Regions from separate parts of the Homo sapiens genome. Here region 2 is linked to region 1. Evidence: read pairs that join two places in POLR2A ChIA-PET (ENCODE). Cell type or tissue: IMR-90. All regions are shown on one strand. Each heading gives the region's core, and the rest is flanking DNA. Links, peaks and the distances in the headings are about the cores only. Region 1 overlaps SPG7 (SPG7 matrix AAA peptidase subunit, paraplegin). Region 2 overlaps ANKRD11 (ankyrin repeat domain containing 11).

Evidence for each region. ChIA-PET counts read pairs that join two places held together with the same protein. Peaks named below come from ENCODE experiments on the same cell type or tissue, not always from the same donor. Only the 100,000 strongest peaks of a DNase experiment are listed, where the experiment ranks them.
Region 2: POLR2A ChIA-PET joins it to region 1 with 6 read pairs; 5 of 35 experiments call an interaction of 5 or more read pairs at or near these places.

Annotation. Positions count from the first base shown.
Region 1 is chr16:89,529,851-89,539,608 of GRCh38, forward strand. SPG7 (SPG7 matrix AAA peptidase subunit, paraplegin) reads left to right here. Exons shown (of 17, transcript NM_003119.4): 7 at 833-958; 8 at 2,054-2,216; 9 at 2,613-2,786. Among named protein-coding and RNA genes, the nearest start is that of RPL13, 26 kb to the right of the region's middle. RefSeq lists an enhancer at 5,698-6,388. In IMR-90, for the core only: no CTCF peak of the experiment used is centred there; no DNase peak of the experiment used is centred there.
Region 2 is chr16:89,321,521-89,331,549 of GRCh38, forward strand. The region is part of intron 2 of ANKRD11 (ankyrin repeat domain containing 11); the gene reads right to left. The region is part of intron 1 of LOC128462377; the gene reads right to left. LOC100287036 (a long non-coding RNA gene) reads left to right here. Exons shown (of 4, transcript NR_168302.1): 2 at 1,579-1,813; 3 at 2,246-2,400; 4 at 2,716-3,397. Among named protein-coding and RNA genes, the nearest start is that of ZNF778, 110 kb to the left of the region's middle. RefSeq lists enhancers at 1,282-2,481, 1,541-2,054, 4,194-5,393, 4,415-4,534, 4,575-4,694 and 1 more. In IMR-90, for the core only: no CTCF peak of the experiment used is centred there; DNase peaks (open chromatin) are centred at 981, 1,491, 3,031, 4,701 and 1 weaker place; H3K27ac peaks cover 5,158 bases.

The sequences.
Region 1 (9,758 bases), core at 1-8,000:
TTTTTTGAGACGGAGTTTCGCCCTTCTTGCCCAGGCTGGAGTGCAGCCGTGCGATCTCAGCTCACCGCAACTTGCACCTCCCGCATTCAAGCAATTCTCCTGCCTCAGCTTCCCGAGTAGCTGGGATTACAGGCACGCGCCACCACGTCCAGCTAATTTTGTATTTTTGGTAGAGACGGGGTTTCTCCATGTTGTTCAGGCTGGTCTCGAACTCCCGACCTCAGGTGATCCTCCCGCCTCAGCCTCCCAAAGTGCTGGGATTATAGGCATGAGCCACTGCACCTGGCCTTTCTTTTTTGTGTGTGTGTGTGTGTGACAGAGTCTGGCTCTGTTGCCCAGGCTGGAGTGCAGTGGTGCGATCTCAGCTCACTGCAACCTCTGCCTCCTGGGTTCAAGCGATTCTCCTGCTTCAGCCTTCCAAGTAGCTGTGACTACAGGTGCCTGCCACCACACCCAGCTAATTTTTTTGTATTTTTGGTAGAGACAGGTTTCACCGTGTTAGCCAGGGTGGTCTCGATCTCTTGACCTCGTGATCCGCCCATCTCGGCCTCCCAAAGTGCTAGGATTACAGGCGTGAGCCACCATGCCTGGCTGAGTAATTTTTTTTAAAGCAAATTGCTAGATAAGTTTCTTACTAATTAATGACGAAACATTTCCCTTCTGTGCTTGAAGACTGACTGTGAGCCTCGTCAGCCTGACATGAGTGAAGCCTTGGGATCCTAGGATGGAGACGTGGGGTTGGGGCGGCTCAGGTGCGTGGGCTGAGCGCTGGCATCGTGCTGCTGATTTCCTGACTTCGCCCAGCTCCTTGCACTTTGTTCTTTCTGCACAGAATCAGCTTAAAATGGCTCGTTTCACCATTGTGGATGGGAAGATGGGGAAAGGAGTCAGCTTCAAAGACGTGGCAGGAATGCACGAAGCCAAACTGGAAGTCCGCGAGTTTGTGGATTATCTGAAGGTGAAAGCAGCGTGGGCCGGGAGGGAGGTGTGAGCAGAGGCCGGCCGTCCTCCTCTCCCAGAAGGGCTCCTGCGGGACCTGGAATTCCATCGATGACGTGTCGTGGGTTGGCGGTGACCTCTACCATGTCCCATGGGGACACCAAGCAGGTGCTGGTGCCTGTTCAACCAGCAGCACAAGCCTCGTGCACATGGTTCAGCCAAGCAGAGGCTGCCAAGACCCATGCCTACTGTGCCGTTAGCCGTCCTGGGCCCTTCATCCCTTGCAAAGCTCTGTGCTTTTTCCAGAACCACATAAACACCTTAGCCAGTTGGTGGCAGTGCATGAGCTGCCTATCACGTGCGTCACTTACACGTTTCCTCCGCGGGCCTGGTACGGTGGGTCGCACCTGTAGTCCTGGCACCTCGAGGGGCTGACATGTGTTCCCTCTGCAGGCCTGGTACAGTGGGTCACGCCTGTAGTCCTGGCACCTCGGGGCGCTGAGGCAGGGGAGTGACTGAGCCCAGGAGTAGGAGATCAGCCTGGGCAACAGTGAGACCCTGTCTCTGCAAAACATTTTTTTATTTAATTAATTTTTTTTTTCGAGACAGAGTCTCACTTTGTCACTCAGGCTGGAGTGCAGTGGCACAATCTCGGCTCACTACAACCTCCACCTCCCCAGTTCAAGTGATTCTCCTGCCTCAGCCTCCCGAGTAGCAGGGATCACAGGCGCCCACCACCATGCACGGCTAATTTTTGTATTTTTAGTAGAGACGGGGTTTTTCCATGTTGGCCAGGCTGGTCTCAAACTCCTGATCTCAAGCTACGCGCCTGCCTCAGCCTCCCAAAATGTTGGAATTCCAGGTGTGAGCCACCGCACCTGGCCTGCAAGAAGTTTTTAAAAGTAGCTGGGCGTGGTGCCACATGCCTGTATATTCCCAGCTACTCGAGAGGCTGAGGTGAGAGGGTGGCTTGAACCCAGGAGTTTGAGGCTGCAGTGAGCTATCATGGCACCCACTGCACTCCAGCCTGCGTGACCCAGAGAGACCTTACCTCTAAAAAACAAAAAAACGGAATCCCCAAGTAGTTAGTGTTGCATTGTCTGCTGCCGTCCAGAGCCCAGAACGCTTCCTCCAGCTTGGCGCCAAGGTCCCAAAGGGCGCACTGCTGCTCGGCCCCCCCGGCTGTGGGAAGACGCTGCTGGCCAAGGCGGTGGCCACGGAGGCTCAGGTGCCCTTCCTGGCGATGGCCGGCCCAGAGTTCGTGGAGGTCATTGGAGGTAGGTGCTGTGGTTGGGGGCTGTGGGTGGGCTTGGCTGACTACCTGGCTCCTTTCACACATCCTTCCTCTGGTGTCTGGACTGAAAGGGACACGGGTGGGTGGGGGAGTAGAGAAGGAAAGCGAGGTCTGGGTTGGCGGAGGGGTTTTGTCTGCGAAGCACATGATGTTTGCTTCAAAGCCACCGTCACTTGTGGCCTGGGGGGCCAGCACGGTGCGTGTGAACCCTGAGGGGTGGCCAGGGGCCCCCGCGAGCAGCTGCCGTGTGTCTGTTTGTAGGGAATGGAGCTGGTAGCTTTAGTTGTCCTTGGTGTAGAACTTTGTCTGGCCCGGGTACAGGAAGAGGCTTTGTTTTTTATTAACTGCCCATTTCCTGATTCTCTCTGTGTCCCCTCAGGCCTCGGCGCTGCCCGTGTGCGGAGCCTCTTTAAGGAAGCCCGAGCCCGGGCCCCCTGCATCGTCTACATCGATGAGATCGACGCGGTGGGCAAGAAGCGCTCCACCACCATGTCCGGCTTCTCCAACACGGAGGAGGAGCAGACGCTCAACCAGCTTCTGGTAGAAATGGATGGTCAGTGCTCGTGCGCCCCGCACCCCCATTGCACCATCAGAGGAGGTTTTCCGATGTCTTTCAGAACAGGTTGTGGTGAGCCAAGATCGTGTCACTGCACTCCGGCCTGGGTGACAGAGTGAGACTCTGTCTCAAGAAAAAAAAAAAATAGAAATGTAGCTTTCAGACCCGGCGCAGTGGCTCACGCCTGTAATCCCAGCACTTTGGGAGGCCAAGACAGGCGGATCACCAGAGGTCAGGATTTCATGAGCAGCCTGGCCAACATGCTGAAACCCCATCTCTACAAAAATACAAAAGTCAGCCGGGTGTGGTGGCAGGTGCTTATAATCGCTAGTACTCTGGAGAATCGCTTGAACTCGGGAGGTGGAGGTTGCAGTGAGCCAAGATCTCACCATTGCACTCCAGCCTGCCTGGGTGACAGAGGGAGACTCCATCTCAAAAAAAAAAAAAAAAAAAACACAGCTTTTAATTAAAAAAAGGTCAAGACAATAGTAAAAAAGACAAGTAGGAATATAAGTGGTACGTCAGATGTAATCTTTCCTTTTCTTTTTTAGATAGTCTTGCTCTCTCTCCCAGGCTGGAGCGCAGTGGCACAATCTTGGCTCACTGCAGGCTCTGTCTCCCGGGTTCTCGCCATTCTCCTGCCTCAGCCTCTCGAGTAGCTGAGACTACAGGCGCCTGTCACCACGCCTGGCTAATTTTTTGTATTTTTAGTAGAGACGGGGTTTCACCGTGTTAGCCAGGATGGTCTCGATCTCCTGACCTCGTGATCCGCCTGCCTCGGCCTCCCAAAGTGCTGAGATTACAGACGTGAGCCTTAGCACCCAGGCTTTTTTTTTCATTATTACTGTTTTTTAGGGGCTTTGCAGCAAAACCCAGAGGGACTGCTAGACAGATTCTGGAAGAGCTGTGCCACTCATAATTTTAGGTGTAATGAGTCTGTCTGGTTGTGCTGCCACGTCTCTCCCTGTGCCCCCTGGAGAGGGTGTGACGCTGGTTAGAGGGCGGAGCAGAGCATCAGGGTGCTGCACTGCAGCGAGGGAGACACCCCATTTGTTGTGACCCCTTGAAAATGACTTCTGGTCTGGCTTTGACAATTTTTTTTTTTAATGGAGCTGACCCAATAAAGGTGACATGGAATTATTTTTCTTCTGAGCTAGTTTTGCAAGATTATTATTATTTTTTTTATGTGGATATTGTTGTGGTAAAATAGATAGCCAGGCTTGGTGGTGCAGGCCTGTGTTCCCAGCTGTTGGGGAGGCCGAGGCAGAAGGAGTGCTGGAACCTGAGCTAGGGAGTGTGCTGTGCGATGGTCTCGCCTGTGAACAGCCTCTGCATTGCAGCCTGGACAACACAGCGAGACCCTGTCTCTAAAAGACAATGAATACGTTCACATAGATTTACCATTTTAATCATTCTGAAGTTCATTGACATTCAGTATATTCGCACTGTTGAGCAACCGCCACCACCACGTGTCTCCAGAACTTTCTCTTCAAACCGAAAACCTGTCCCCATTCAACCCTCCCCATTCTCCATCCCCAGCCCCTTGCAGCCTGTGTCCCGCTGTCTGTCTCTGAGTTTGACTGTTGTAGGGACCTCATAGAATTGGAGTCCTACAGTGTCTGTCCTTTGCTATCCGCCTTCTTTCAAGCACATAACATCTCTAGGGGCCACCTGTACTGGGCACGTGTCAGGATTTCCTTCCTCTTTGAGGCTGAACGATGCTGCCTTGTGTGTAGGGGCTGCGTCTTGTTATTTGCCCGTCGGTGGACATGTGGACTGTGGTGAATCAGGCTGTGTTAACATAAGTACAAGCATCTTCTGAAGTCTCTGCTTTGTAAGATTTATTTTTAATCAGAATTCTAGTTACATTTTAGGTATTGTAGATGAGGGAGACTTTTTTTCCCCAAGTGTTCTGGCTCCGAGAGAGCCGTTGACTTCCTGTTTTCTTTGTTGCCTGTGGCTGTCTGGAGTCGTGTGTGTTAGCACACATGCACAGCCCAGTTTTGACTACTCAGCTAAGGGGGAGCTTGCTCCACCTCTCATTGCAAAATCACTTTAGACTTACAGAAGCGTTGCCACGGTAGTCAGAGTGTTCTTTGATGCCTTCCTGCAAGCTCCCTGAAGGCTGACTGTGACATACATGGTCTGCAGGTTCGGACCAGGCCACGCTGTCCGTGACTGCCCCCCAGACCCATCCACAGGTGCTTCCGCCCCCCCGATGTGGATGTTTGGTCTCCTTGGTCTCTTCCCCTCCTGTGTCATTTGTTGGTCTTGTTTTTTGAGACAGGGTCTTGCTGTGTTGTCCAGGTTGGTCTTGAACTCCTTGGCTCATGCAATCCTCCTGCCTCAGCCTCCCGAGTAGCTGGGATTACAGGTGGGCTTCACTGTTCCTCAGTGTTTGTCTTTGGTGACTGTGACACTGTACAGGCCAGTGACATTCAGGAATGTCATCTCTGGAACTGTGACATGTCCTCAGGATCAGGTCGAGCAGTGCATTTGGCAGGATTGGTGCAGCAGTGCTGTGGTGTGCCTTGAGGTTTACAGTGTCGCTGCACCTGTCGCTGGCGGTGGACTCTGCTGAGGACTTTGGCCCTGGGCTGGCATGCATCTCTTCTGGGTGCTCCATGTTCCCTGTGCTGGCGCCCGTCTCTTCTGGGTGCCCCGCGTTCCCGTCTGCCTCTGGGCTGCTGTGAAGTCAGGTAGACTGATGCCCACAGAAGTGTTCTCTAGGCTCTGAAAGCTCTGAGGTTAGAAGATGAAAGTGAGATTCCCGACAGTGTGCAGGACGCAACGACGTTTGCGGAGAATGCTTCACACCTCTCCTGCTGCTTGTCCCCCGTGTCTCCAGTCGTCTCTCAACACGCTTATTCAGGAACTAACGCGTGAGCAACCGAGACCTGAATGGCTGCCTTCTGCACACACAGCAAGTGGTCATGGGAGTCGAGTTTTCAGAGAACACAATGTCTTCAGAGATGTGGGGTGAGCAGTTCAGATTCTGTGATGTCTGAGGTGTCACTGAGGAGAGACCCGTCCTCAGAGGTGGGTCCTTGGGGTTCAGGGACCCCACCGCCTCTGCTGGGAGAGCTGCCCTGTACCTCAAGCGGAGATCACCATGCGTTTTAGAGGCCTCTGGAGCCTACAGGCTCGCTGTACTGCTTCTCTGCAGAGCATCTTTATGTGGCCTCTCTGGTGCTGTGTGGCCTTCAGTGTGGCCTCTCTGGTGCTGTGTGGCCTTCACTGTGGCCTCTCTGGTGCTGTGTGGCCTTCACTGTGGCCTCTCTGGTGCTGTATGGCCTTCAGTGTGGCCTCTCTGGTGCTGTGTGGCCTTCACTGTGGCCTCTCTGGTGCTGTGTGGCCTTCACTGTGGCCTCTCTGGTGCTGTGTGGCCTTCACTGTGGCCTCTCTGGTGCTGTGTGGCCTTCAGTGTGGCCGCTCTGGTGCTGTGTGGCCTTCAGTGTGGCCGCTCTGGTGCTGTGTGGCCTTCAGTGTGGCCTCTCTGGTGCTGTGTGGCCTTCAGTGTGGCCGCTCTGGTGCTGTGTGGCCTTCAGTGTGGCCTCTCTGGTGCTGTGTGGCCTTCAGTGTGGCCTCTCTGGTGCTGTGTGGCCTTCAGTGTGGCCTCTGGTGCTGTGTGGCCTTCAGTGTGGCCTCTCTGGTGCTGTGTGGCCTTCAGTGTGGCCGCTCTGGTGCTGTGTGGCCTTCAGTGTGGCTCTGACCATTGCTTCTGGAGGCTGCTCAAGGATGGGTGGGTGGTTTGGGTTTTGAGGAAATCTGCAGAGCACCTTGGGTTCTGGCCGCAGAGTCTGAGGACTCTCGGTGAGGCGGGTGAGGCGGGTGAGGCGGGTGAGGTCAGGTGAGGCAGGTGAGGTGAGGCGGGTGAGGTCAGGTGAGGCGGGTGAGGTCAGGTGAGGCAGGTGAGGTGAGGCGGGTGAGGTCAGGTGAGGCGGGTGAGGTGAGGCAGGTGAGGTGAGGTGGGTGAGGCGGGTGAGGGCGGGTGAGGCGGGCGAGGTGGGCGAGGCAGGCGAGGCGGGTGAGATCGGGCGAGGCGGGCGGCTGCGCTGCTCTGGCTGTGTGGCGTGGACACCAAGGTCTTCGTCCTGTGAGTCTGCGGCCTTCTTCTCCAACCAGGTGCCTCTCTTGACCAGCTACCCTCCCAGGGGACCATGAGGAAGCTCAGAGGAAAGACCCCCGCCTGCTCCTGTCTCACGGAGCCCACAGGGTCACGGAGGGCAATGGAGGGTCATTCGCTCTGCTGGGGTTGCCTTTTGCACTGAAGATAGAGACCACCTTTTTGAGTGACTTGAGCCCAAAGGCAAGCGTATATCAAACGATCTTCTCCACATAACCTCTCTGTGCCATCATAAGAATAGCTGCTTCCGCCCCCGGATTTGCTCAGGCCTGGGAATCCGCTGACTGAAGGCCTCTTGTTGAGTGCCAGCTCTAAACAAGTCCCTTTATGCAGAGCCACAGCTGTGCATGCTCAGCCCTGCCGAGGTCCCAGGCCAGGCTTTGTTGCTTCCGTTCATGGAAGCGCACAGGATAGGGCCGACGCTGTGCCGGTCGTGGGGAAATCTCACTGGGGAAGAGAAAAGCCCAAGCCTTGTTGGTTACGTCAGCCGGTCCATGGCGGTGTCCTGCGGACCCCAGAGCCCCCGGGAAGGGCGCAAGTCAAAGAGCACTGGAGGCACCGCCGGCGATGGACGTCCAGGTCCCGGCTCCTGTGCTGGAAAGCGTTGATGGGGAGCGTCGGCGCTGACCACACGCGGGAGCTGCGGAAGCCCAGCGGTTCACACAGGCCTCCCTTCAACGTAGTCATCCCCTGGTGGTGGAAGCAAGACGACGGCCCCTGACGTGCAGCCACACACAGAAAAGGCTGCTGTGAACATTTTATGCTTCGACTTTTTTTTTCTTCAGAGACAGGGTGTCGTTCTGTCGCCCAGGCTGGAGTGCAGTGCCACCATCATAGCTCACTGCAGCCTCCACCTCCTAGGCTCAAGCTTCCTAAGTAGTTGGGACTCAAGGCTTGAGTCACCATGCCAGGCTCTGTTTTTTCAGTCTGTGAAAAATAAAGTCATCAGCATGTGAGCTTGGCAGTGCTTGCCGTGAGCTCTTTCAGGTCCAGGCTCCCAGTGTCTGGGCAGTGAATGAGGTCCTGGGAAGCTGGGGTCCTGGTCCTGGTCCCAGTGTGACCCGGGACACCCCTACCTTTGTCCTTAATGTGGCAGTAAATGTATCAAGCACGCTCTGCCCTGGGAGCCGTGGACTGCCTGCCAGGTGGGTAGATGGGCGCTGGCAGAGGGAGAAGCTGAGGCCCAGCAGGAGCCGGCCGTCTGACTCACAACTCACGCCCGCCGACTGCCCCTGTACTTCCCTGGGGGTTGCGAGCACTGCCGAGCCCTGGGTGACGCTGGTGTGGCCAGGCTGGAGCGCAGAGAACCACACTTGGGGTTCAGAGTGTGTTCTCCCACTCAGAAGCATTGGCTCTGCCGGGAGCGGGATGGGGATGCAGCTTTCTTCCCCATTTTAGACCTCAGGTTGGAAGGGCGCACTCAGGTGGCAGCAGCCACTTCGGGTTGGGCGTCTCGTGCTGTCCTGGTGCGTTGAGACATCCCTCAAAGAAAGCACGAGTACCCTCCACACCCACATAGCCAGGGCATCCACTGTCACCACTCCATGTGGAAGTCCTGTTGGTAAAATCTTGACAAGAGCCATTTAGAGAGCACGGGGGGAAATTCTCCCAGGTCCAAGCAGAATGGACAGTGAGCCTGGGGGACGGATGGACAGGAGGAGGCCTGGGCTTCTGGGCTCCGCAGGCAGGGAGGGGCCGGCAGTGTGGCTTATTCCCCGGGTGGACGAGGAGCCCTGGGCTTCTGGGCTCCGCAGGCGGGGAGGGGCCGGCAGTATGGCTTATTCCCACTTGAGTCAGCTCTTGAGCACTTGCTCGTGGCCCAGAGGTGATGCTGCTGTTTCTGCCCTCTGTCCTCTCAGAGGAAGTGGGTGCTGGTTCAAGGATCTCAGGCTCTGAGCGGGAGAGCGGGGTCAGGTCTAGCTTCTGTCCGTGGCTTGCTCCCTGTGGTGCTGCCTCTGCCTGCCCTGCCGTCTTCCACATGCGTCTCCAACAGGGAATGGAAGGAGCCTCTGACCCAAAAACATCCCCCAAACTGTCGGGTCCTGCGGCAAGTTGAGGGCCTCTCAGGGGTCCTGTCTGCGGCCCTGTGGGAAGTGAGGCTGTGGCAGCCGGTCCTTTATCCTGAGTTTGGTTGCTTGTTTTTTGGACAATGTCTTAGGTCCCAGTGATGGTGGACCAGCAGGCAGCCCTGAACACTGAGGATACTGTGGGAAACCCAGGCAGGAGCTAAGGGGTGGGAGCTCAGGGCTTGGGGGTGCAGATCTCGAGGCCCAAGGGGCCATTTTCCCAGTGGGTGTCTTGACTGAGTTCTGAGTGTTTTCCAGGGCTCTGAACACAGCCCTTTTTTGGACATGTGGTTTACGCACTCTATGTGTCCCTTGTCCTTTCACCCTCTAACGGGGAACAGCAAAAGCTGCTCATTTTGATAAAGTTCAGTTTATCAATTTTTGCTTTTATAGATCTCGTTTTTACTGTGAAGTCTAAGAACTGTTTGCCCGCCGGGCATGGTGGATCACCTGAGGTCAGGAGTTCAAGACCAGCCTGGCCAATATGGAGAAACCCCATCTGTACTAAAAATACAAAATTAGCCGGGTGTGGTGGCGTGTACCTGTAATCCCAGCTACTTGGGAGGCTGAGGCAGGAGAATCGCTTGAACCCGGGAGGCGGAGGTTGCAGTGAGCCAAGATCGCACCATTGCACTCCAGCCTGGGCAAAAAAGAGCGAAACTCCTTCTCAAAAAAACAAATAAATAAAAGAACTGTTTGCCTATTCCTAGATCCTAAAGATTTTCTCCTGTGGGTTTCTTTTTTCTTTTCTTTGAGACAGAGTCTTGCTCTGTCACC
Region 2 (10,029 bases), core at 651-8,650, 210 kb before region 1:
CACTCCTTGCCAGAGGCCTTGGCATCACCAGGGAGTCCGTGGACCATGGAGACTCACGGGTCCCCTCGGGCCTTCTGAACCCAAACCTGCATTTTAAGCATGTTCTGTTCTGCACACTAACACCTGAGAAGGACCGTATAAGAAAAAACTTGTAATGACACAACTAATCTTAAAACTCACAGAAAAAAAAAAAGACTTCTTTGGGGTTGAAATTCACCTTCAATAAAGGGATGGAATGTAAGCAGAGCTGACCATGAACAACCTGGGTCTGGGTTTGCACTGCGTGGGTTCACTTACACGCAGATTTTCTTCCACCTCTGCCTCTCCTGAGACAGCAAGACCCATCTCTCCTCTTCCTCTTCAGCCTCCTCAACGTGAAAACCCGGAGGACGAAAGCCATTCGTGGAGACCCGCTGCTGCTGCGCGAGGCTTAAGTCTATTTTCTCCTCATGATCTCAGTATTTTCACGTCTCTAGTTTGCTCTACCCTAACAGTAAGAGCAGAACACACATAACATACAAAATGTGTGTGACTGGCTTTATGTGGTCAGGAAGGCTCTGGTCAACAGAAGGCTGTTAGTTAAGTTTGGGGAAAGTTAAAAGTTCTACACAAATTTTCAACTGCACAGGAGGCTGGCGCCCCCAACCCCTGTATTGTTCAAGGGTTTGCTGTAATTTGTATTAAAACACCAAGCCCCCTTACACCTGGGTGAGTCTCTCTCCCTGAACAGATGTGACAACATTACCCTCCGAAGACTCCCAGAGAGAAAGAGAACACTTCAAATTCAGATTTGTCTTCCACAGTATGTTGATAGAACAGGCCTTTACGTACGTCCTGGGCAAATGCTCCTCTCCTTATGTAAGTTAATAACTCCACCAACCACTAGTTTGTGTAATGACCATTTAAATATCGAATGGTGCCCAAGGCCCCTGAGAAGGGATGTGATTCAGCCCCTCCCCTCACGCAGGCACGTGGCCTCAGAGGCCCAGGAGGAGGAAGACAGGAAGTCAGCAGCAGGGTGGAAAAGGGGAGGGAAGCCCTTCAAGGGAAGCTCTCCCAGAACCTTCAATCCCAGCTCCAATTCCAAAGACAGGAACACACTCATGACTGACAGGATCAAACACCAAAGGCCTGTTTGCCTTGAGGGGGACACTGGGGAGGGTGGGGAAGGGGGAGTGAGGAGGAGCTGGAAGCAGCAGTCCTGTGTGGCACCAGGGGCTTGCTCCCACGTCGGCCCTGGGCACAGCCCCGCATGGTGATGAGGTGTGGCCTGCCTGCAGCACACGGCCATGCTCCAGATACCTTAGCTTTATCTGAAGAGTTCTTTTGTTTGTTTGTTTGTTTGTTTGAGACAGCTGTGTTGCCCAGGCTGGAGTGCAGCGGTGTGATCACAGCTCACTGTAGCCTCCGCCTCCTGGGCTCAAGCTATCCGCTCACTTGAGCCTCCCAAGTAGCTGGGAGTACAGGCCCGTGGCACCATGCCCGGCTAATTTCTGTACTTTCTGTGGAGTCGGGTTTCGCCATGCTTCCGAGGCTGGTGTCTGAAGGATGCTTTACGGCAACCCCTGCCTTTTCCAGCTGAGCCCTGCCGGCTGTTGTGCGCTCCGTGGAAAGGGAGAAGCACGGTCTCCAGCGGCTGCGTCAGGAGTGGTGCCTTGTGCACACCTCACAGGGAGAGAAGTCTCCAACGGACTGAGCGGAGGAAAAAAGAAAAAAGGAGAAAAGGAAAAAGAGCTGCATACCTGGCAGGCCTACTGTGTGCAAAGCCCTTGAGTGACACACCCTATGACCCACAGCACTGTGGCAATCCCAGGTATGGAAGAGAAGCACCACTGGCCTCTCACCTCTCACCATCTCAGTGGGCAAGGGGAGAGCAAGCAGCCCAGGGCAGGGGGGCTGAGCCGAGGGCAGGGGGGCTGAGCCGAGGGCAGGGGGGCAGAGCCGAGGGCAGGGGGGCAGAGCCCAGGGCAGGGGGGCAGAGCCCAGGGCAGGGGGGCTGAGCCGAGGGCAGGGGGGCTGAGCCGAGGGCAGGGGGTCTGAGCTAAGGGCACGGGGGCTAAGCCCAGGGCAGGGGGGCTGAGCCCGGGGCAGGGGAAGAGCCGAGGGACAGAGGCCCTCACAGGAACCAGGCCCTCCCGCACACCGCCTGACAGTCCACGTCAGCGTCTCTGTCCAGCCTCCACACACCCCTGCACGTTCTGAAGAGCCCTCCCCAAGAGTCCAACTCTCTCTCCTTCCTCCTCAGGGCCGCACCAGCTCTCTCTCCTTCCCCTCCTCAGGGCCACACCAACTGTGGGGTTCCAGCTATCACTCTGTGCAAAGGACTCCTAACATGGGTGTCCTCCGTCTCACCCCATAAGCCACACTGGCCAAGGCCAGGCAGGCACCACACATCGCGAGGTAGAATCTCTTTGCTACGGTTTGAATGTTTGTGTCGGCCCCTCCCCTGCACCCCAAAATTCACAGGTTCAAACCAAACCCCCAGTGTGCCCAGCTACTTTTTGTATTTTTGGTAGAGACAGGGTTTCACCATGTTGGCCAGGGTGGTCTCCATCTCTTGACCTCATGATCTGCCGGCCTCGGCCTCCCAAAGTGCCCCACGGCACAACGCTCTCTACTGCAGCCCTGTTTCCACTCACATTTTCTGTTATCACGGCGGGGGGTGGCAGCACCGAGAGCGCGTTCAGCATTACTGGCCTCTGCTTTGCCCCTCAGACACATGCTTGGTCACTGGGCTGTGGAACATACAGGAGCCCCGTGCTCCGGAACACGGACCACCCGACAGGAGCACGGACACAGCAGTCGGGGCGACGTGGGTGCCTCACAGAAGAGGGAAAAAGCCAGGAGGGCGGCACGTGGGCGCAAAGTTCTCAGCTTCGTTAGTCATCAAGAAAATGCAAACTAAAACCAAGGTAAGTGTGAGGGTTACTACTGAGTTTCAACTTGACTGGACTAAAGGATGTGTAACTGTTCCTGGGAGCATCTTGAGGAAGCTGCCAAAGGAGATTCACATTGAGTCAGTGGACGGGGAGAGGCCGACGAACCCTCCATCTGGGGGGGCATGATCTCATCAGCTGCCAGCACGGCAGATCTGCGGAAGCACTGGACTGGCTGAGTCTTCCAGCCTCCATCTTTCTTCCATGCTGGATACTTCCTGCCCTCGAACATCAGACTCCAAGTGCTTCAGCTTTTGGGTTCTTGGACCTACACCAGTGGTTTGCCAGGGGTTCTTGGGCCTTCGGCCACAGACTGAAAGCTGCGCTGTTGGCTTCCCGACTTTTGAGGTTTGGGGACTCGGACTGGCTTCCTGGCTCCTCAGCTTGCCAACAGCCTATTGTGGGACTTCACCTCATGACTGTGTGAGTCAATACTCCCAATAAACTCCCCTCCATATATACATTTATCCTATTAGTGCTGTCCCTCTAGAGAACCCTGACTCGTACACACAAGTACTGGTGAAGGGGTGGAGCAAAGGAAACTAGTCCACTCTCATCAGGGCCAACTCACGCACCTGGCAATCTCTACTCATACTGAACACAAGTATGCCCTATAGCCCAGCAATGCCATTCTGGACATACACGTCCAAAAGAAAAGCAGGTGCACAGACACAAGAGACACGCGTGAAGTGCTTCATAGCAGTGGGGTTTGCGGCGTGCCACTAGGATGTGAGGGTGGAACACTACACAGCAGAGGAGGCAAACACATCACAACGTAAGTCAATCTCACAAATAATGTTGAGGAACCCTGTCTCTACGAAAAGTTTAAAAATTAGCCGGGCACTGTGGTGCATGCTGGCGGTCTCAGCTACCAGGGAGGCTAAGGCAGGAGGATCACTTGAGCCCAGGAGGTCGAGGCTGCGGTAAGCCAAGATCATGCCACTGTACTCCAGCCCGGGCGTCAGAGCCAGACCCTCTCCCCTCTCCCCTCTCCTCTCTCTCTCTCTCTCTCTCACACACACACACACACACACACACAGAGTAATAATGTTGGGGACAAAATACATGATACATTTACATAAATTTCTGAAAATAGCAACTACAGTACTTAGGGATGCATACTTAGTTGACAAGACATCCGCGAAGCGTGGAAAATGGCTGCCTGGCGGATGGAATTGGAAGGGACGGTGAAACGGGTTCTAAGTGAAGGCTGCGGAGGCGTTTGCTTTGTGGTCTGCTAAGTTGTACATTTTTACTGGGTGGACGTTTGGGTTCTCAGCTGAAGCAGTCTTTCAGAAGGTGACAGAGATAAAGGCCACACTATGTCCTTGCAAGGCCTCAGAGGTGTCACTGACCTTTTGCTGCAGGACCTGTTCTTCTCAGGGGTCTTGGCCTCCTAGAGGAAGGAGGGCCCCATCGCCCTGCTAGGCCCTACTGGGACCCTCAAGGGCATGAGCATGACGACGGAGCAGCTTCAGGCTTCCCAGCATGTCGGGCAGGCCTAGCCATGCCCAATACACACTGCAGGGCACCCACTGCAGAGTGCAACAGGGAGCTTGGAGCCTGACAAGGAGACACACAGCTCTGTGAAGACGAAGGGGAGGAGGAGCAAGGAAAATGCTTCTTTTACACAGAAGGCGCCAAGATACAAACTAAATGTGATGAAGACAAAGAAAAGCAGGCGTGTGTGTTAAAGGTACAATTGCACAGCTAAAAATAATCATGGCCGTAAGGCAGGGACGGCAGATGGAGGGTGACTCAGCAGATTTCCTCCAAGGCTTGCGAGGGTGGAAATAAACACACGGAAGTGACCAGCAGAGAGAAACACGCAGGGAAGAGGAAGGTTAGAAAGGTCTGGGGTGTCACGCACCGTTGCTGGGAATGCAGAGGAGGACGGTCTGCAGAAGGGGACGCAGCCACCGCCCCCCCCACCCCGCTGCAGAAGGTGCACACCACTCAGCAACCACCCACCCACTGCTCAATCTACCCCCAAATTACACAAATAGGGCCAGGCACGGTGGCTCACCCCTGTGGTCCCAGCTACTCAGGAGGCCAAGGCAGGGGGGTCATTTGGGCCCAAGAGTTTGAGACCCGGGCAATGTAGGGAAACCTCATCTTTACAAAAATATCAAAAAATTAATCAGTCGAGGTGGCACGCACCTGTAATCCCAGCTCCTTGGGAGCCTGAGGCAGGAAGACCCCTTGGGCCCAGGAGGTCGAGGCTGCAGTGAGCTAAGATTGCACCACTGCACTCCAACCTTGGTGACAGAGCAAGACCCTGTGTGAAAAAAACCCAAACCCCAAACCAAAAAAACACAACCGGGGCATGAAAAAGTGCTTGGCCCAGAGCAGTGCCCCAAAGCATCTCCTAAGAAAGGGGCTTAACACAAAGCCTGCCCGCCAGGGGCTGCTGGTGGCATCCGGGCACATCTGCACGTGGGGCTGACAGGACTAAGGAGGTTCCACAGACACACGACCAGGCGGAGACGCAGAGAAAAGCAGGTACAGCAAGAAGTCCACTGGGCAATGCAGAGGTGGGGAATGCAGAGGGGGAATGCAGAGGTGGGGAATGCAGAGGTGGGGAATGCAGAGGTGGGAAATGCAGAGGTGGGGAATGCAGAGGTTGGAAATGCAGAGGTGGGGAATGCAGAGGTTGGAAATGCAGAGGGCACCTACACTTCTGATGACAGCGAAATATGTAAGGCTGGCTCAACCATCAATCAGTCAACGTCACCCAGCATGCCAACAAGCTAAAGAAGAAACACCACATAATCACAACTGGTACAGAAAATCATTTGATAAAATTCAAAACTCACGATAAAAATTCCTAGGAAAACAGGAGTGTGGAGAAACATCCTCAACACGATAAAGGCCAACTACCAAGAACTCAAGGCTGACATGATCAAGAGTGACGTGCTGAGGGCTGCAGATGGAATGGCATACAGGGCAGAAAGGAAGAAATGGAATAAAACTGTCTCTCTCTGAAGATGGTGTAAGTGTCCATGTCGAAAATCACAAGGAATCTATCAAAAATTCCAAGAAACTTTATTTAATAGAGTTCAGCAAGGACACAGAATCCAAGATCAACACACAAACACCTATCCTATTTCTGCAATAATCCTATGAAAACAAGAAATAAAGACAGTACCATCCTATTTCTGCATGCTACCAATAATCCTATGAAAACAAGAAATACACAGTACCATTCTATTTCTACATGCTAGCAATAATCAAATAAAAACATGAAATAAAGACAGTACCATTTATAGGTGCTCCAAATAAAAATAAATGCTTAGGTTCATATGGAACAAAACTAGAAAAACCTATACACATTTTAGGAAAAAACAGGAGAAAATCTTTAGGACCTAGGGCCAAGAGTTGTCAGACATGGCAACAAAAGCACAATCCATAAAAGAAAAAACTGATAAACGACCTCGACAAAATTAAAAACTTTTGCTCTTTGAAAGACCTAGTTTAAAGAGTGAAAAGACAAACTGCAGACAGGGAAAAATATCTGCAAATCACAAGTCAGATAGCAGGCTTGTATGTAGAAGAAAGAAGTATCAAACAACAAACATTAATTAGAAAATAAGAGAAAACACACAGACATTCAGAAGAGGTGCACGTGGTGAACAAGCCATGAAGGCACTCGACATCCTAAGCCGTTAGGGAAACACAACTTAAAGCCGCAATGAGATATTACTGCACACCAATCGGAACAGCTAAAATACAAAATACTCAAGGATGCTGGAGAGGATGTAGAAAAGCTGGAACTCTCTCGCTTGCTGTGGGAACGCAAAGTGGTGTTGCTGCTCTGGAGAACAGCAAGGCAGCCTTACGAACCTAAGTGTGCGCTTGCTGCCCCACTCAACAACTGCACCCCAGGACATTTATCTGAGAAAATGGAACCTCATGTGAACACAAAGACCTGTTTGCGAATGTTCACAGAACTTTCACTGATAATAGACAATGGGGAAAACCCTTCAACAGGTGTCCCAGCGGTGTCCTCGAAACTGGGTTTCATTCACATCACGGCATCCCCTCAGCAGTAAAAGGGATGGCTATGGATACACCCAAGCGTATGGGTGAATCTGCAGAGGCCCCTGCTGAGTGAGTGGACACACCCAGGCGTACGGGTGAATCTGCAGAGGCCCCTGCTGAGTGAGTGGACACACCCAGGAGCACGGGCGAAATCAGCGGAGGCCCCTGCTGAGTGAGTGGACACACCCAGGAGCACGGGCGAAATCAGTGGAGGCCCCTGCTGAGTGAGTGGACATACCCAGGAGCACGGGCGAAATCAGCGGAGGCCCCTGCTGAGTGAGTGGACACACCCAGGCGCACGGGCGAATCAGCGGAGGCCCCTGCTGAGTGAGTGGACATACCCAGGAGCACGGGCGAAATCAGTGGAGGCCCCTGCTGAGTGAGTGGACATACCCAGGAGCACGGGCGAAATCAGTGGAGGCCCCTGCTGAGTGAGTGGACATACCCAGGAGCACGGGCGAAATCAGTGGAGGCCCCTGCTGAGTGAGTGGACATACCCAGGCGCACGGGCGAATCTGCAGAGGCCCCTGGTGAGTGAGTGGACGCACCCAGGAGCACGGGCGAATCAGCGGAGGCCCCTGCTGAGTGAGTGCACAAAGCCCACCTCTTAGGTCACTCCCTGTGGACTCTACTCCCACGGCTTCCTCCAGGACAAAACCACCAACCTCGGGGAAACAGGCGGGGACTCCGTGAGGAGGGCTCATGTCTGTCGGTGGCTGTCGAGGAGGCTCTAGGACCAGGTATCCAGGATAAGACGGGGGATCTGAATCAAGTCTGCAGGGCGGTCACCCTGTCTTCCAATGTCATGTTCCCGGCCACTGGGCGAAGGTGGGGAAGGGCACAAGGGATGCTGCTATTTTTGCAACTTCCTGTGAGTCTATAATGATTTCACAGAAAAAAGGAAAAAAAAGGGAGAAAAAACACAAGGGGTGTAAGGAGACTCCCATGGGTGATGAATAGTCTATACTTTTAGGTGATGGTGTTTCCCCAACGGTATACGTTTCCCAAAACCCACTGAGCTGTAAATTTAAAATGAGTGAATTTTATGTCAATTGTAATTCAATAAAGCTGTTAAAAAATTAACTAGAAACAGAAAAAAATTTTAATTCCCATAGAAAGAAGGAATAAAGTAAAAAAACAGTATGAGGTAGGAGGTAAGCTTCCTTTCATAAACCTTGTTTTGTGTATTTGGCTTTGGAATCATGCATTTTACATCATTTAAAACATTAAATATAAAATGAGACTGGGTGCAGTGAATCCCAGCAGTCTGGGAGGCCCAGGCAGGCAGATCACTTGAGGTCAGGAGTTCGAAACCAGCCTGGCCAACATGGTGAAACTCTCTACTGAAAATACAAAAAATTAGCCGGGCATGGTGGTGCGTGCCTGTAATCCCAGCTACTTGGGAGGCTGAGGCACTGGGAGGCAGAGGCTGCCGTGAGCAGAGATCACACCACTGCACTCCAGCCTGGGCGACAGACAAGAGTGAGACCTTGTCTCAAAAATAAAATAAAATAAAATAAAATAAAATAAAATGTAAAAACATAAAATTTTGTTTATGTATTCACATTAAATATAAACATTTTAATAATGTTTAAAATGATTTAAATATACTTGAATGACATTAAACATTTAAAGGATTTAAAGCATTCAATATAAAAATACAAAAAGCAATCTCTACAACTTCAAAAAGGAAGAGGAAGCAATACACTTAGCTGTGTGTCCGGTCAGGGGCAGGACACAAAGCATTTGTCAACAATGACCATGCAGCCACCACCACACCAGGAGCATTCCTGACAGCACGCAGCTTCTGGGTGGGTGGGAAGGCTCGGGAGACCTGGCTCAGGATGTGAGTCAGGTGCTAGGGGAGCCAGTGGAGAGGGAGGGGCTGCTTCCCAGGTGGCCGCTCGCACACCGGGAGGGCTGCTGCTGGCTCTGGCAGAAGGCCCAAATTCCTTGGTGCACAGACACGGCTGCGGATGTGTGGACATGTCCGTGGGGCTACGTGAGGGTCCCCGTGACGTGGCAGCGGGTTTCCACAGTGCAGTCATTGATGGGGTGGTGTGGGGGGGAGCCACGGCACCTCTGTGACCTAGTATCGGAAGCAAGGGGCTGCGTGAGGGTCCTCGTGACACGGCAGTAGGTTTCCCCAGTACAGTGACTGGGGGGGGGGGGGGGGGGCGGGGGCGGAGGAAGCTGCAGCATCTCTTGTATCGGAAGTCCCACGGCTTCACTTCCACCTCATCCTGTTCCTCCTCGGCGAGTTCCAACCTCTAGCCCACACTCTGCAGAGAACGGTGCTCCACTTCTGAAGGGAGGCAGATCAAAGATTCTGTGGACACTCTTTAAACTTCCCCCAGTGGCTTTTGATTAAAACCTGGTAATTTGACTGTACAGTTCTAGTTAGTGCCATATGCCCTGAGGACAAAAATTAAAATTTTGAAAAATATTATAAGCAAAACACCTTCCTTTTTCTTGAGACGGAGTCTCACTTTGTCGCCCAGGCTGGAGTGCAATGGTGCCATCTCGGCTCACTGCAACCTCTGCCTCCCAGGTTCAAGCAATTCTCCTGCCTCAGCCTCCTGAGTAGCTGGGACTACAGGTGCCTGCCACCATGCCCGGCTAATTTTTCTATTTTGAGGAGAGATGGGGTTTCGCCATGTTGGCCAGGCTGGTCTCGAACTCCTGACCTCAGGTGATCTGCCTGCTTTGGATTCCCAAAGTGCTAGGATTACAGGCATGAGCCACTGCGCCCGGCCTGATGAAATACATTCTTAATATTAACTTCATGTGTTTCTTTTTACTCTATAATGAGGCTAATAGAAAATTTAAAATTAGATGCACAGTTCACATCATATATCTCATGGACAGAACAACTCTATGGGACAGAAGACCCCGATCTCTGACAAACAGGCAAAAATCCCAGAGAAAAGAACAAAGGGAGAATTTACAGATTAAAGACTTAAAAGACATCAAAGAATCTTAGTGTGTAGACCCTGTTTGGAAACCAGTTCAAACAAAGAACTGCTGAAGAAAATGGCACATTTAGGAAAGA